2 separate regions of the Homo sapiens genome follow, and region 1 is linked to region 2. Evidence: chromatin loops called from intact Hi-C (ENCODE). Cell type or tissue: gastrocnemius medialis. All regions are shown on one strand. Links, peaks and the distances in the headings refer to the core of each region. The heading gives the core; the rest is flanking DNA.

Region 1 (4,325 bases), core at 326-4,325, 180 kb before region 2:
AGAGGATCCAGTATTTGTGTGGGTGATGCCTCGGGAAGGGGGAAAAAGGGGAGGAGGAATGGTGGGCGGGGGTGGGTAACGGGATCTGACATCCAGGGGCAGTGACTCAGGCCCTCAGCACCATGACAGTGTGTCTGCATTTAGCCACCGGCTCCTGTTTCCCTGGCGAGCGGCAGGCTCTGGGCCCCCCACCCCGCCCCACCCTCTCTCCATCTCACCTCAGTGCTGGTGGCTTCCCAGCTGCCCTAGAAACCCCTCAGCCAGGCTGGGTGTCACAGGCCCCGACACGGGCAGGAAACTCTGCCAGAGGCAACAGGCCCTGTTGCTCCAGGCAACAGCCTGGCCCGCCGCTGTGCCCTGTGCCCTGCTCTGCTTCCACTCCACATACCACCAGCACCGCTAATACCCCTGTAGAAGGAGCTCTCCAGGATGAAGCTCCAGACTGGGTTGTAGGGGGCTCAGACAAAAGAGAAACTGCCCGTCTTCAAGAACCTTCAATCTAATGGGGAGACAGGTGAACCCTCGCCCCCGTGGGAACTGCCAGTTGGATAGGGAAGAAGGGACACAGCAGAGAGTCACAGCACACAGGAAGACTATGTCACACTGCCAGGTGCTGTGGGAGGACAAAGACAGTCAGTGCTGGGGGCATCTGGACTGGGTGTGGGCCCATGTGAGCAGGAGCAGTCAGAGAGGCCTCCCTGGGGGAGGAGGCATTGGAGCTGATCTGGGACGGAAGGGACGGATTTGGAGAGGACAGCAGAGGCCCTTAACTGCAACCTGGGCAGAGCAGAGGGCCTGGCCGCCTCTCAGAATGGCCTCCACCCTGGCCCAGGGCAAGGTCAGTCCCAGCTTTGCTGAGCAAGCAGGTGGGTAGGGAGGGGCTTCTCTGGCTCTTCCGGGCCAGCCTGTCTCCATAGGCACATGTTCAAACCACCTCGGCCTCTGAAGGGCTTTGGGTCCAACACATCTAGGTTCGAATCCCAGCTCTGCCACTTACGCAACTGCGAGCCCCGCCCTTTCCAAGAGGCTTCGCTTCCCCGTCCGTAACATGGGAAGAGCCCCTCCACCCTCCCAGCTGTGTGGGGATCAAACGGGGCCGTGCTGGACAGCTTGCAGCCAGGAGCCCATGCCCAGAAGGCATTCTAGAACTCAGGGCTAGAATAATTGTCTTCCGGAATTCTCTTTTACCTCTGACTGAAATCCCACCTAAGGCGCTCGCAGGCATCACCTCTGACACAGAGATGGAGCAGACAGTTGCCGGGAACACAACCTTCTAGACCTTTAAGGAGAAAGCTGCCAACTTTGTCCTCTTGGGGCTGCTGAATGTTCTGAGAGTCAGAGGGAGTGCAGGCACAGAATCCAGGTCCCCATGGGGGCTGGCAGGGGACAGCTGCACATTTTACACCCCCTGGCAGGGCTCAACCTTTCCTTAGAGATGGGCTGTGAAGGTTGTCTGCCTTGAGGGAAGGAGCTCCTGACGTCACAGAGCGGTGGTGCTTCCACCTACCCTGTCCCCAAGGAGCCTGCACACTGATGGAGGAGGTACAGCCGTGGAGGAGAACCAGAGTCTGGAGGGGAGGCACAGTCCTCAGGAGCCCCCAGGCTGACGGGGGAAACAAAACACACAATAAACCCCAAACTTGCAAGGTTCTGGGGCAGGCACCGAGGTCCGAGTGGCAAGGAGACAGGATCCAGCCCTGTGCAGTGGTGAGGAGGCCCCTGGGGCTGCTGTGATCAGCCTGGAATGTCAGGCTGTGAGCTCAGCCCTCTCGGCCTGCGTGTCGGGCTGTCAGCAGGGCCGGCGCACGGGAGAAGATTTCCAGCCCCCTCTGGGCCATGGAGAGGCCTAAATTTAGCTAGTAGACAAGGGGCTGGCCCCAAGCCCAGGGACAGTCGGCCTTATAAAGCGGCCGCAGTCGGAGCCTGGCACGCTCGCCCAGAGGCCTGCGCCCACACCCTCTCCTGTCCAGCCCTCGCCCGCCTGGGCAGGGCCCGGCGCCGTCCGTGGATGAGCCACAGAACCTCTTCCACCTTCCGAGCGGAGAGAAGTTTCCATTCCTCTTCCTCTTCCTCCTCCTCTTCCACCTCCTCCTCGGCCTCCCGTGCTCTCCCGGCCCAGGACCCGCCCATGGAGAAGGCCCTGAGCATGTTTTCCGATGACTTTGGCAGCTTCATGCGGCCCCACTCGGAGCCCCTGGCCTTCCCAGGCAAGTGATCCGGGCCCTGAGGGGAGGGGAGGTGCACAGGGAGGGGACGTCTGCTCCAGGGCGCCACCGAAGGCGCTGTGGCTGCCGGTCGGCCTGGAACAGGTGCTGCACAGCCTGCAGCCATGTGTGGCCACCAAGACAGATGTGGCCACAGGGACAGATGTGGCCATGAAAACAGGTGGGCCTCTAAGGAACAGTTGTGGCCCTGGGGGTTGGACATGGTTCCATGGCCACCCATGCTCTGTAACCACAGCCAATCCCAGCTGGAGCCCTGGAGGGCTGGATGGGTGAGCGGTGGGGGGCAGCCCCCAGGCTCCAGGCCTGGGGTGGGGTTGTTACAGACCTAGCCTCATATACACACACACTGTGCTGGGTGAGGCCCCACCCCCACCCCAGAAAAGGTGGGCTGTAGGAATGAGGAGGAGCTTAGGGAGAAACAGCTAGGGGGGAGGTAGGGCCTGGGGGAGCCGCCCCTTGCCCCAAGAGAAGGAGCCAGAACCCCCGGATCTGCATGCAAGGCCTGCTCCATGCCTCGCTCACAGCAGCCCATCCCACAGCCCGCCCCGGTGGGGCAGGCAACATCAAGACCCTAGGAGACGCCTATGAGTTTGCGGTGGACGTGAGAGACTTCTCACCTGAAGACATCATTGTCACCACCTCCAACAACCACATCGAGGTGCGGGCTGAGAAGGTGAGCCCCCCACCCCCTACTCACCGCATCCCAAATTCTGCTCCTGCCTCCAATGTCTCCTACTCCCCCTTACCATCCTGGGACCCCAGACCCTGGCCAGTGTCCCTTCCCCACCCAAACTCCCCCAGGGCTAACTGAAGGCCTTGTCCCTGCAACCCATGGCCATGGGGCCCCCTCACTGCCTCTCTTTGCACCGAGGTTCCCAGATCCTTTCTTCCAGGGCCTGAGCAGCTGAGGGAGCCTCCGAGGAATGGGAGAGGGATGGAGGGATGTGGGCAGAGGGAGCCTGAGGGGGTGGGGCTTGAGGGTGGGAGATGACAGGTGTGAGATGGTGATGGCAGAGTGAGGACAGCTCCTCTGGTAGCTATAGGGGGGCGGATGCGGGTAGGTGGGGAACTCACCTGGGCAGTGGGGGGAGGGGTTTCTCCATGTGACCCACCTCAAGCCCTCTTCCCTCCCACAGCTGGAGACCCATCCCCCATCTTGGGACCCCTAAATTAGGCCCGAGGCTGGGCAGGGGCCCTGCAGTTTCGGGTCACACACACTCCAAACCACACACAGCGCCCGCCCACAGGTCTCAGGGTCACTGGGTCTCTAGCGTGTCTGAGTCCGAACTTCTAGGAGGCACTGGGGCCTCCACCCTGGAGAGGGTATGGCCAGGCCTGAACAGGGGCGTTGCCCAGGGACAGCCACGGCTGCCAGGAGAGAGGAGAGGACCTGACCCAAGCCTCCTCCTAAGCCCCCAAGGACTGGCTTCTTCCCCTCCACATTCAAGGGTGGATTTCTGGGCGTCCCTGCCAGGGATGCCATGGACTGGGGGCACCAAAACCCACAGGCAGCATGTGCCAGCCCTGCCACCCCCAACAGTGACTCAGCCGCCCCAAACTCCCCTGGACACTATGTGCTGGCTGAGTTGCGGGGGAGGGGCCGGCGCTCAGCCCTGGCGGGCAGATGCCCAATGTGCCCGGGGATCCAGGAAGGCACGGCTCTCCTCTGTCACCTCCACGTTCCCCAGGAGCCCCAGATTCGGAGCCACTGCCACGGAGCCTCCTCTCTCTCCAAGCCCCACCTCTTCCCCATGTCCCTGGCCTGTTCCTTGGAGCTACTGGAGCTCTGCGAAGCACCCCTGCGCTGTCCCTGCAGAGCCTTTGGCCTGTGGCCATCACCACCCTGGGCAGCCCCTCGGCACCTGAGGGCAGAGCCCCTCGGCATGTGGGGTCTGGCTGGGGTTAGAATGGGGAGAAGAGGGCTCTGGCTTGTCACAAGCAGGACAGGGGTCGGGGCAGCCTGCCTGACGGGTCACCCCTTCCCCAGCTGGCGGCTGACGGCACTGTCATGAACACCTTCGCTCACAAGTGCCAGCTGCCGGAGGACGTGGACCCGACGTCGGTGACCTCGGCTCTGCGGGAGGACGGCAGCCTCACTAT
Region 2 (4,376 bases), core at 199-4,198:
AGAGGGTTTTTTTTCGTTTTGGTTTGGCTTTTTGTATTTTGAAGAACCCATAACCCTGGTAATAATTTCCACCACACCCCTAAAGGACAAGAATGAGGGGAGGCACTGAACGAAGAGGAAGTGCGGTCCACTATGGTTACCACCGCCCAGCTCAATTCGGCAGAGGGAGAAGCAGCTGCGGCCTAGGCCCTCTGCACCCACGCACCGAGGCCGAGGCCAGGGCCCGCCCCGCCGGCCTGAGTGGAGGACTGTGGCGGGCACTAGGAGCCCCACCCCGTTCCAATGAAAATGACACCTTTTAAAACCATTTTGATTTTTTTTTTTTTTTTAAAGGCCGGGCGTGGCGGCTCACACCTGTAATCTCAGCACTTTGGAAGGCCCTGGCGGAAGGATCTCTTGACGTCAGGACTTCCAAAACAGTTGGGCAACACAGCAAGACCCCGTTCCCAGGCTGGGGGCAAAGCCGGGCTCGGTGGCTCACGCCTGTAATTCCAGCACTTTGGGAGGCCGAGGTGGGCGGATCACCTGAGCTCAGGAGTTCGAGACCAGCCTGACCAACATGGTGAAACCCATCTCTACTAAACATACAAAAATTACCCGAGCGTATTGGCGGGCGCCTGTAGTCCCAGCTACATGGGAGGCTGAGGCAGGAGAATCGCTTGAACCCGGGAGGCGAAGGTTGCAGTGAGCCGAGACTGCGCCACTGCACTACAGCCTGGATGACAAGAGACTCCCGTCTCAAAAAAAAAAAAAAAAAGACACCTTTCTTTGGGCTTAGTGAGCAAACATTCTACGCAGTGCCTAATATAAGCCGGCCCAGGCACCACCCAAGCCTTCGGCCAGGACTGTTTTCCCGTTTCGAGAAGGCTCCATCACACTCCACACGGGATCCAGTCAACAGCCGTTCCAAACATGGCGCGGGAAGGGGTGGAAGACAAGCCAGCGCGACGCCGTCCAGCCTCATCCCCGGGGCACAAAGGGGAGACTAATCTCCAGGAAACTCGGGGTACAGAATCGATAACCCCACAAGAAACTAGTTTCCGCGAGTGGGCCTTAAGGAAAAAGTAGGTCGGGCACAAGCGAGCTGTTCAGACGCACTTCACAGCAAAGACTCGCGGACAACACAGCGAGACGAAAACGGCCCCGTGCGCAGGCGCGCGGAAACACGACTAGCGCGCTTCGGGACGACCCCTCCCCCTTCCCTCAAAGGCCAAGGAAGTGGCTCCGACGCGCTTGCGCGAGGACGGAATGTTGAGGGGAGGGGGAATTCTTTCCCTTCATTGTCAGAGAGAACCGCCCCCGCACGGCGAGCGCGCGCGCGCTCACGCACCACTCTCACACTCCGGCGCGCCAAAGGCTTTCCGCTTGGCGTCTCGCGCATGCGCGGAGGGGGAAGCAGTGGCGAAATTGGATGCTTTTTGCTGAGTTTCTCAGAGAAGTTTCTGGAAAGATGGAGCCAAAGGGACGCTGGGGGGTGGGGAGCGCCAGGAAGCAAGCGTTTGAAAGAAAGCGAAAAAACCCAAGCGCACCGCGACACCTCCAACCTTCAAGCCACGGCCCAAGCAGAGCCCAAGGCCACTGAGACCCTCACGCCAGAGAAAAAGCACAGGGACCGCGGCAGCCGCTCCTCCCTCTGCCACTGCTCAGCCCCCGAGACTCCCCAGCACGGGGAGAGGGCAGGGGGTAGCCATGAGAAACCTAGAGCGCTCACTGGACTTTTGCGAGGTGGAAGGAAAGCCGAAACCCGCCCTTTGGAGCCGCCTGTGCGCACGGGCCCCGTCGAGTGGGCTCAGTACGTTAGGACTCAGCGTGGCCGCCAAAGCATTGGTTGGGGGCGTCTTTCACTAATTTTTCCTAGGTTTTCTCTTCTATCGGGCTCTGTGGTCCTTTCACCACCCATCTTCACTTTGGTGGCCTGACGCTAACGCTGCGAGTTGGGGAAACCGTAGTAACCCCGGGCCTGAGGGGCGTCCCGGGCGGCGGTGCTCCGTTTCTTCCAGCGGTTGCCCCTTTAAGAAAAAGCCCCCCGGAGAGGGGCCCGTGTGGCTGAGTAAAGGTGGCGTGCGCCCGCACAAAGGCGCCGCGTTGTTGGCGGGCTCCGGACCCTGTTGCCCCTGGGCGGGGCGGCGTGGGAAGACCGGGGCGCCTGGGCGGGGAGAACGACGTTGGCGCTAGCGGGGCAGGGCAGGGGGAGGGAGTCACGGGATTTAGCAGGTGCTTCTCCGCGACCGAGCGACTGCCATTTTGTGGTGCGGCCGCCGCCATTTCGCGCGGCCGAGGGGCGGGGTGTGGGCGGAGCGGCGGGCGCGCCCGGGCTGTCCCTCGGGGCGGCGGGCTAACGCGGCCGCTTTGTTCTTCGCTTCTCGGCTCGAGGCCCCAGTCTCGACCGCCGACCGCCTCGGAACCGGGCTGCATCCGAGCTGCCACGCGGCGTGTGAACCTTGAAGCGCGGCCGGGGAATCCGCAAGGCGCCGACTCTCTTCCTCCTTGCAAGCCCTTCGAAAGTGAGATTTCTCACCCCACCCTTGCAGGGTGGAGAGAACACGTTTCAAAAAGGGGATGCCTAGAACTCAGCCGTGGGAAGTGCCTGTCTAAAGCCTTGTGCTGGTGCCAGTAGCAAACCCGTGCGCGTGCTCGGCTTTGAGCGATCATGGAGCTCTGCAAATAGCTCAACTGCAGAGCGTGCCCCTTAGAGCTCCTGTGCTGCTGGGAGGCCTCATAAAGGTGCCAAAACCAGGTGTCCCCAGCGGTTGGCCTCTTTAAAAAGAAAAAAAAAAAAAGGCGGAGTGGGATGTCCTTGACGTGCTGAAAGACGGAGTAGAATGAGACGTTGGTTTTCATTGGCTGGCCATTAAGCACGCACTGCGCAACTGTTTTCCAGATACGGGTTTATAGCCCATTATTTATATCGGAGCCATAAACTTGAACAATAGATTGGAATATCTTATTTTTGCCTGTTGAGAATATCTCCCATTTAACTTCTTTTGAAAGTTCAGATGAGTATATAAATAATACATTGACCCAGTAGAATCTATTGTGTGCGTTCCAGCGTCATTTCAAAGAGCTATTGTTTTTCTGATTTCAAAAGAAATATTTAAATGTGAGTCTTTGTGTTTTAATGTTAACCTTGTGGTTCGAAATCAACAAAGCCAGGAAATTCAAGAGAACTGCTGCTAAATTTGTCTTCTTCCTTTGCTTTCGTACAAGGTTTTTTTGTTTAATTTTTTTTAAGTTTTTCTTCACAGCGTGAGTACATAGAAGAGCCAGCCCTTTATATTCTTACTATGTATAATTATAGGGAGTTATTTCAGTAACAGGAGGTAAAGCTCATAATGATAGGATGAAAAGGTAAAAGAACATCTGTTGAAGGAATCGATCAGGATTTGATGGCTTCCAGATGAAAGAAATATCTGAGAAGAGGCTTTTGGATTCCAAATAATTTAGTTTCATTATGACCAAAAGCACTGCATAGAGCTTTAAATTTTTATACCGTATCTTTTGACATCAACTATCCTTTTTTTTTTTTTTTTTTTAAGACAAGGTCTCTGTTTTTTGCAGTAACGAAATCACAGCTCACTGCAGCCTCGACCTCCCTGGACTCAGGTTATCCTCCCACCTCAGCCTCCTGAATAGCTGAGAATAGGCGCGAATCACCACGCTGGGCTTTTTTTTTTTTTTTTTTTTTTTTTTTTGAAGGAGGCTCGCTCTGTCACCCAGGCTTGAGTGCAGTGGATCTTGGCTCACTGCAACTTCCGCCTCGGGGAGTAGCTGGGACTACAGGCACGCCTCAGCACGCCCGGCGAATTTTTGTATTTTTAGTAGAGATGGGGTTTCACCATGTTGGCCAGCATGGTCTCCATCTCCTGACCAAGTGATCCGTCCGCCTCGACCTCCCAAAGTGCTGGGATTTCAGGCATAAGCCACCGTGCCTGGCGCTGGGCTAAGTTAACCTTTTGTAGTGACGGTTTCACCATGTTGCCCCGGCTGGTCTTGAGCGTCTAGGCTCAAGAGATCCTCTCAAAGTGTTGAGCTTACAGGCGTGAGTCACCGCGCCTGGCCTATCCTTCCTTTTGGCGGTGAGAGCTTACAGAATTTTTTTTTAAATGCTGTGTTTTTTTTCTTTTTTGTCTGCACAATGAAAATGAAATAGTGTAAAACTATTAGTTTTAGTGGAAATTTGGAATCTGTTACAGTAGCCTGATAACTCAGGTAAATTATTATGGCTCTAATTAGCTGGGCAGTTTAGATTCGAAGAATGATTGCCCAGCACTTGAACAGACTAGAAGGGTCTGTTTAAACACTCCTAATTCCTGGGGTTCATTTTTATTTATAAAACACATACTTTGGGCCAGGCGCAGTGGCTCACGCCTGTAATC

What was found. A loop is a pair of places that touch in the nucleus more often than their neighbours do. Peaks named below come from ENCODE experiments on the same cell type or tissue, not always from the same donor. Only the 100,000 strongest peaks of a DNase experiment are listed, where the experiment ranks them.
Region 1: a loop joins it to region 2, with 4 times the contacts of the local background. A loop is called at or near these places in 2 of 110 quality-filtered maps.

What each region holds. Positions count from the first base shown.
Region 1 is chr1:16,015,647-16,019,971 of GRCh38, reverse strand. HSPB7 (heat shock protein family B (small) member 7) reads left to right here and starts at 1,929. Exons shown (of 3, transcript NM_014424.5): 1 at 1,929-2,207; 2 at 2,765-2,898; 3 at 4,213-4,325. The coding sequence starts at 2,009. RefSeq lists enhancers at 1,636-2,380, 2,381-3,127. In gastrocnemius medialis, for the core only: a CTCF peak has its summit at 2,275; DNase peaks (open chromatin) are centred at 621, 1,831, 3,251, 3,821 and 4 weaker places; H3K4me3 peaks cover 3,843 bases; H3K27ac peaks cover 4,000 bases.
Region 2 is chr1:15,832,864-15,837,239 of GRCh38, reverse strand. It overlaps SPEN-AS1 (SPEN antisense RNA 1), which reads left to right. Exons shown (of 2, transcript NR_024279.1): 2 at 334-3,025. Among named protein-coding and RNA genes, the nearest start is that of SPEN, 13 kb to the left of the region's middle. RefSeq lists enhancers at 1,072-1,121, 1,352-1,401, 1,592-1,701, 1,267-2,252 and a silencer at 2,142-2,371. In gastrocnemius medialis, for the core only: CTCF peaks have their summits at 1,763 and 1,963; DNase peaks (open chromatin) are centred at 1,249, 2,199, 2,719, 3,749 and 2 weaker places; H3K4me3 peaks cover 3,687 bases; H3K27ac peaks cover 4,000 bases.